Linked DNA regions of Homo sapiens: region 2 is linked to region 1. A link is a contact called in ENCODE Hi-C or POLR2A ChIA-PET data. All regions are on one chromosome and are shown on one strand. The core of a region is the stretch at or near the end of the contact, and the rest is flanking DNA. Distances in the headings are between cores, read along the strand shown.

Evidence for each region. A loop is a pair of places that touch in the nucleus more often than their neighbours do. ChIA-PET counts read pairs that join two places held with the same protein, here RNA polymerase II (POLR2A). Pooled maps may share reads with other maps.
Region 2: a loop to region 1 is called in a map of IMR-90, with 2.5 times the contacts of the local background. The contact joins the enhancer-like site here to the promoter of PHF21A in region 1. A Hi-C loop is called at or near these places in 9 of 168 maps with a recorded cell type or tissue (HepG2, IMR-90, adrenal gland and 5 more) and 9 of 50 pooled maps. POLR2A ChIA-PET finds 5 or more read pairs at or near these places in 5 of 52 experiments (AG04450, CD4-positive, alpha-beta T cell, IMR-90 and 2 more).

The regions. Positions count from the first base shown.
Region 1 is chr11:46,119,948-46,123,574 of GRCh38, reverse strand. PHF21A (PHD finger protein 21A) reads left to right here and starts at 2,121. Exons shown (of 19, transcript NM_001352027.3): 1 at 2,121-2,640. LOC105376661 (a long non-coding RNA gene) reads right to left here and starts at 1,430. Exons shown (of 3, transcript XR_931252.4): 1 at 1-1,430. RefSeq lists silencers at 1,289-1,598, 2,039-2,098, 3,512-3,591.
Region 2 is chr11:46,048,673-46,052,619 of GRCh38, reverse strand. The region is part of intron 6 of PHF21A (PHD finger protein 21A); the gene reads left to right. Among named protein-coding and RNA genes, the nearest start is that of PHF21A, 71 kb to the left of the region's middle. Within about 2 kb of position 2,224, at least 6 of the 41 ENCODE cell types and tissues checked have a DNase peak (open chromatin) inside an H3K27ac peak, as active enhancers do; they include IMR-90 and adrenal gland, where a contact is called at or near this core.

The sequences.
Region 1 (3,627 bases), core at 872-3,371:
CCGTTATTCATCTTGACTGCGTTATGGGTTTAGTTTCACAACATTATGAGTTCATCTAGGCTTCTTGAATCATTTATAGGAATTTTCATTTTCACTCTCAAACTCTTACACTTTCGCTGCTGTGAATTTTTTTTAACATAAAGCTCAGACTACTAAATGGCCTACACATGTACCATAAAGTCCATATTTTATTTTTTAAGAAATCAGAATTTTTAAAAATTGCTTTTTCTTGAGAAACTAAACTTAATTTTGCAGGTCACGAAAGTAAAAAAATACCTTCATATCCAATGATCTCAAAGCACCTCTTGTGAAAATACATAACAAGGTAATAGAAATATTATTTAATGGAAAAGATGTGACTAGTAAAGTCCAAGGCTATTTCTGGTTCTGCGAATGACTCACTTTGACTTTGGGCAAATCATCTCACCACTGTTGCTCTTTATCTGCAAAAACTGGATTTCATGCCTATGGGAGTTGCATGGCTAATCAATGCCTGGAAAATGCGTAGTGGCAGTTGCTACAAAAGTGCTGAGCTTTAAAAACAAAACCCCCCACCCCCCCATTTGTATTCAGTTGAGGTTGGGGTTTATTGTTATTTAACATTCGAAGGCCAACACTATGTTAAGTCCAGAGTGCTGCACAGATCAGATAATATCACTGTCCAGTAGGGGTTTTTTTTAATCTAAGATTTTTTACTTTTAAAAAATTTATTGTGGTTGGGGGTTTAGAATCCGGTAATACATCCATACAAAAACGTTAAGCTTCAAGTTGAAAACTATCGATTCGAAAATCTAAATAAACCCCCTCCAAAAAAAAAAAAAAAGGCCCTCCCCCGCCCCGCCAAGAAATCTCTCAAAACAAGAATTCTTCTGATGTTTTTCTCCTCCCTGCAATTCTCCATGTTACAGTCCTTGGAGGTAGAATAGGCATAAAATACTTTCACTAATAAAATATGACAAACCGCCGGATTATACGTGGCCGATTCCCAGTGATTGCCCTGCTACACAAAGCAGAAAAGTAAATGCCATCATCCCCCTTAGAACAAAAGAACTTAGGAATAAAAAACATGGAGAGGGGGGAGAAAGCAGCAATAAATAAAGGTGAGCGAAGGCCCCCGTCCCCCGCCCCTCCCGGGAGCGAGTGCTGGACTAAGTACTGCTAATAAAGTGGTTCAAGGGTAGTTATTTGGAAAGGGGGCGGGGTGGCGAGGGGAGGGAGCGGGCGAGCGGCGGCCGGGGATTGCATGTTGCATTCGACTTGAGGTTGCATCTTTCTCCTGTTGCCTGGACCACGCTCCCCCATTGCAGTGCTTCCCCATCACTTCTCCTCGCTCCTGCCCCTCACGGCTTTCCCCCCCCCCCTTCAAACTGCTGTTGCACTGGAGGGAGTTGGGGCCGCTCTGGAGCCCCTTTGCAGCTCCCGCCGGCGGGAGGGGGGAGTTGGGCTCGGGCCGCGGAGTTGGGGGGGCCGCCGCGGGCTCCGGCCTCGCCTCGGCTGCGGCTGCACGGGAGCCGAGCTGCGGCGCTGCACGGGCCCCGGAGTTTGGCTGCCTTCGCCGCCGCTCGGTGCTCGGCCCCATCACCGCCGCCGCCGCCGCCGCTGCACTGGAGTTTGGCTGCCGCTGCCCTACTTCACTCTAGTTTAGTTTCACTCACTTTACATCCGGGTTTTTTCCCTAGGCAATGGGTGCCGCAGCACACCCCGTTCCTTAGGCAAAGTGAAATAAATTCGCCGCACCGACACGTCAAGTAGTCCGCCCGCCCGAGCGCCGCCGCGGGCCCCCGTCGCCCCCCCCGCCGACGCCCCACCGCCCCCGGTGGGGGGACCCGAGCGTCCCGGGAGCCGCGGGCCGAGGCGCGGGGGCCCGGGCCGGCCGCCGTACCACTCCGCCCGGCGGCCCCCTCCCTCCCCGCCGCGGCCCGCTCTCCCCCGGCGCCTCCTCTCCCCTCGCCCTCGTCCCCGCTTTCCCAGCCCCAGTCCCTCTCGCCCGGCTCTCGGGAGCGGCGGGGGCGCGCACGGCGGCGGCGGCGGCGGGCCGGCGGGGCCGCGCGGCGGGCTCCCGCGCGGGCGAGTGTGTCTGGGCCTGGGCGGAGGGATCCCCGGGCTGAGGCGGCGGAGGTGCTGCGGCCCGGGGCCGGGTGGTGAATGGGCTGGTGGTGCTCGCTGCTGCTGCTGAGAGGAGGAGGAGGATGAAGAGTTGGGCTTGTTTGTCTCCTACAGTTTCTCTCCTGCTGCTCTGATTCCCCCCTCCCGATTCCGGCCCGGGGCCTGTGTGTGTCCCTCCTGGAGGAGGAGGAGGATCCAGTTCCTCCCCCCAACCCCCTCCTCCCCACCCCCCCTTGCCTGGGGAAGAGGAGGAAAGAAACAGCCCAGAGAGAGAGAGAGAGAGAGAGTGAGTGAGAGAGAGAGGAGAGGAGAGGAGGAGGAGGAGGAGGGAGAAGGGAACAACCTACCATCTTAACACACTAATATCTAAAAAGTGCGAGAGGCCCAGAGCAGCAGCAGAAGCAGCAGCAGCAGCTCCAGCTTCTTCCCTCCCTCCCCATGAAGAAGAGTTCCCTCCTCCTCCTCCTCCTGCTTCTCCTGCTCAGAGTTCCTGCCTCCAGCTGCCAGGGGGGACAGCCAGCCAGCAGCAGGAGGGTGCAGTATCCCAGCTTTTCCATTCTCTCTTCTTCTCACTCTCCTCTCTCTCTTTTTTTCTGGAGTAGCTCTATTTCCCCTCCCTCCCCCTTCCCCCTCTGCCTCTCTCCTCTCTCCCTCTGTCTTGTCGCTGGTGTTTGTCTCTGGGAGGATCAGGGGCTGCCTGCTTGGAGTTTGTTGTGGGGGGAGGTAGGGGGAGGGGAGGGGTGTGTGGGAGGGAGGAGGGAAAGGGGGGTGTTCTCGTCAGGACCCCTCAGTCAACTTGAGATTTGAGCAATAACTTCCCCTTCGGGGCGCCCCCCTGCGTGCCCTTCCCATACCTCCCCCCCGAAAAAAAAGACAATGGGAAAACCTTGGCTCCCCCCCCTCCCCTCTGCCCTCCACCCCTCCCCAGGATAAATTGGAAGTAAGTTTATGAGCAGCCTCGGAAGCCTGGGCGCAGAGTGCAGGGCCGGAGCCGGTGACAGAGGCGGCGTGCCGGGGGCGGCGGGGAGGGGGCGTCACATTGTCCCGGCGGGGGGCCGGCCGGGGGCTGCGGGCGGGGGCGGGGGGCACGGAGCCTCGCCCGCCCCCCCTCGGCTGTCCCTCGGCCGGGGAGGTAGCTGGGGCTCCTCCATCCCCCCCACCCCACCCCGGGATGCTGTCGGGGGGAAGTTTTTATTATGATTATTTATTTAATTAAAAAAAATTTTTTTTTGGAAAACCATCTTGTTTGTTGACTGAGGGATCTGGTTTAAAAAAAAAAAAGCTGCGGCTGCTGACGCTGCCGGGCCCCAGTGTGTGTGTTTGTGTGTGTGTGAGTGTGAGTGTGTTGGTGCATTTGTCTTGGGTGGCCGGAGCAGCGTTGGGGAAATTCCGCTTATTCTTCTTCTTCTGCAACTTGTTATTCCGGAGAGTCTGCCTGCACCCCTCACCCCGGGGCCGGCCCTCCCGCATTCGCCCCCGCCGCCGGCGGCCGCGGGGCGCCCCCGGGACCCCGAGCGGGCC
Region 2 (3,947 bases), core at 975-3,474, 71 kb after region 1:
ATCCCTACCTTCTGTTTTAGTTAAAATATTGTTAGCTCCTGTGTAGTACTTAGCAGTTTTCAATTCTGTAAAGTAAACATGGTTTTTTTTTTTTCTTCTCAGAGTTCAGAAAACTGATAGGCAGTGAGGTTGAATGGCTAGTGCAGAGGTATTCAGTAGGTATATGAGTGAAGACTCTTCTGCTTTCCAGTGATAGAAACTCAATTCAATGTTGTTGAAGGAAAAGAGATTTATTGGTATATATAAGTAGTAAGTTCAGGGATATAGCTGCTTTCAGGCATGGATGGATTTAGGAGCTTCAGGACACTTTCTCCCTCTTTTGGCTTCATTTGCTTACAGGCTGTCCTGTACTGGCAGAGGTTGCCTCTGGCAGCTCTAGGTTTACAGCCTGCCATTTAATCAACTCCATTGAAGAGGGAAAGTTTTTTTTATTTGTTTGTTTTTTCCTGGAAGTACCAGCATAGAGCATGGGCACAAGTTTTAGGTCCATTCTTGAATCAGTCATCCTTTTGTGGCCAGGGAACTGGAGTCCCCTCATTAGGCCTGGGTCATATGCTACTCCTGGATCATCTCAACCTTGACTATTGACTATTCCTTTGACTGTTTTCATAGGAGTAAACTTTGGGAGGCTACCTTATATTTGGAATTCTACTAGTAGTTTGAAACACATATGGGGGAAAGAAGGCTTGATAGAAAAGCTATTTTTGGATATTTTAACTGTTCCAACCATTGCAAGAGGCTCCTGGTTTCTGTACAGAAGAATTTTTGTCCCAGTTTATCTTTTCTTCTTCTGCATGTTTCCCCACCCCCATCACCTTTGTTTCTGCTTCTTAGCTTAAGTCCATTCCTTCATCCAATCCTTTGTCTTCCTCTAATATCTTCCTTCGTGGTAGCAGAGACCAGTGTCCTCACCCCCTTGAGTTGAGGCATGATGACCATTCTCTTCCTTCAAGGAAAGTACTACAGAATGGAATTGCACATTGGCATGCTTAAAAACAGCTGGTTAATGAGAACTCAGTTTTTCTTGTGTAGACAAGAAGCTTTGTGTTTCTGAAGACCAAAGTTAGAGTACTCTGTTTGAGGTTTCCTTAGGCAATTTCAACCCATTTATCTCTCGAGGCCCCAGAAGGAGTCTGGACACTGGAAATGAAGGCCTAGTAAACTCTTTTGTGCCCAAGATGGTATGAGAATGGAGGTGGGAGGTAATGGTAAATGCTCTGGTTTTCATTCCGGCTGTCACAAGAATAAAAATGACCTAACTGTATTTTGGGCCCCCAGGCAGCACTGAAATGACATGCCACCTGCTGACCTAATCCATTTCATTTCTGGTACTAGGATAGCCAAAGCAATTTGCTCAATTTGCAATTGACTATTTACTCTTTAAAGCAGCAATGATTAGATCTAGTATAAGAAACCACATACTTTATTTATCAAGAATTAAAACTTGAAAGGTGGAAAGTTATCCTTTTTGGAAGAAGCCATTTAAATGTGGTGTATTTTACCTCAGAGAGACTAACTATGCTTTTAGAAAGCTACTTTTTGCTGCTGTTTCCCAGGAAGGAGTACAATCTGCTGATGAAATTTAAGATAACAGAAGTGTTTCTCAGCAGCAGCTGAATGGCACAGAGAACTCGGAGACTGCTATATTTATCTTTAGGTAAATTTTTGCAATTTACTAGAAAAAAATCTGTGTAGCATACAAGCAGATTAACTCATGTTAATCCAGCAGCTGCCTCTCTGGCAAATAGTAGAGAGGGGTGTATGCCATAGCTGTAGTCCTGCACACATACTCAGTTGCTGGACATACTTCCTTTGTCTCGAACAATGCCAAGAGCCACATAGGCTGATGTGTTCCTGTTTCCTCAATTTTAATTTTTAAAAATCTTATTAATTCCCATTCTTTCTCTTCTCCATCAAATTGAAGTAATTAAAAATTGTAAATTATAGTTTCAGGATCTTGGACTATGCTCTTGAACATTGTGCTTAATAGTTTTATGTATAGTACTGCAATTGATGAATTAAAATTATAGAAGTACCTACTTCATTCCCCTCCCAGAGATGCTTATATCAGTAAGTAACATGCTGGCAGAATTAAGGTGTCTGCTTCCAGTTCAGCCCTCTTTTATTTCTTGTTGCTTTCTGTGATTCGGCAGCTATGGAATTTGCCTCCCTGCATGGGCCTCTCAAAAGCCAGCTCTCCTGCTCTCCCCAACATGCTCACAGTCAGCAGAACAGGGAAATCACACTGATCAGCACACCACTCAGTTGATCAAAGTAAGCCGGCCACTTTTCTTCAACAAGACCCAGTGGTATTAGTCCCTATGCCTTTCTCCTGCCGTGAGCAAGGACACTGGAATGCTGCTGGCAACATTAGTCTGTGTGTAAAAAAGCTGCTTATGTTCCCTTTACTGTAGCTTTGGCCTAGGCCAAATTAAGGGGGGAAAAAAGGAGGCAAATGTCCCAACAGCTAGTATCTCTTCTTTCTAAAACTTGGCGTGAAGCATTTCCTTTCAGTGGCAATCCCTAGTGGCAATCGCTAACTCTGCTGGGGAAAGACTTGCTAATTTTCTTTTAATTGCATAAGAGCAGAGCCCTACAGCAAATTGAACATGTGGTGACTACATGAAATATATGATAGAATATGGTCCTACTTTGATTGAGTTAATCACAGGTCTGACAAATATACAAAATTAAAATAAGCCACATTTTTTAGTACTTAATCTCTTGATTCTGTTGCTTTTTACTGTTTGCTGGATAGTCTTAACGTTGTTTTTAGGAACCTATGGTTCTCAGTGCTAATTTGTTGGATATAGACAGCAGTTTGCTATTCGTGACTCTAATGGGTGTGTAATTCCCTTTCTTGTATGCAATTGGCATTTCAGTATAGTTTACAATATGGAACGTGGAGGGGACCCCCTGAGTAGGACAGCGGCTGCTCTTTGTCACTTGCAGCTGTGTTTGCAAGGGAGCATGCTGGCAACCAGCAAGGAGAGTGCTGTGACAGGTGGGAAGAGCAAAACCAGAAATATGCTTCTCCTTTCTCCTATCCTCTTTCTATCCCTCCTTCCCCCGCCACACCCTCTTCTACCTGACCTTCTGTTTTTCTTCTCTTCCCCTTTTAGAAGCCATCTGTTTCCCTCTACCAGTTCTATTTGGCTTGCAGATGCCACTGTACAGGAATACACTGTGTTGAAGCTAGCCTATGCTTGACCTACTGAACGTATGTATTTGGGCCGGGTTCAACCTAATGGATCAAAAGGAATGGTGAGGGCATAAGAAATTTCATAACTTTTATACAGCAATTATGGAGACTCAGAAGGACAACATACCTTACTATCAGGATTTGAGAAATGATAGAGGACTTTTTAAAGCCTGGCTCTGACAGTTCTGTATTACTTTCTCTTAGAGATGGGAACAACATTAGTTTGTGTGTAAAAAGCTGTTTATATTGCCTTGGCCTGGACCAGGCCTAGGCAAGTGGGGAGAAAAGGAGGAAAATGCCCCAACAATGATAATCTCTCCTTTCTAAAACTTGGTGTGAAGCATTGTCATCCCTGTTGTCAGTAACACAAGCTGTCATTCTGCAGAGCTAGTTTAGCCATTCCCTAACAGACAGCTAGTTAATAGTCTCCCTTCTGTGGTCTAGCTTCAATTATCTATTCCTCAGACATTGCTGGTGGGAATGTAAAATGTTACAGCCACTTGAAAAACAGTCTGATAGTTTCTCAAAATATTAAACATAGACTTACCATGTGACTGAGCAGTTATTCCTAGGTATATGTATTTCCAGGTATAGATCCTAAAGAAATGAAAGCATACGTTCAAACAAAAAAAAAATTATTTTTTTTTTGAGATGGAGTCTTGCTCTGTCGCCCAAGCTGGAGTGCAGTGGCGCCATCTTGACTCCCTGCAGCCTCTGCCTCCCGGGTTCAAGCGATTCTCCTGCC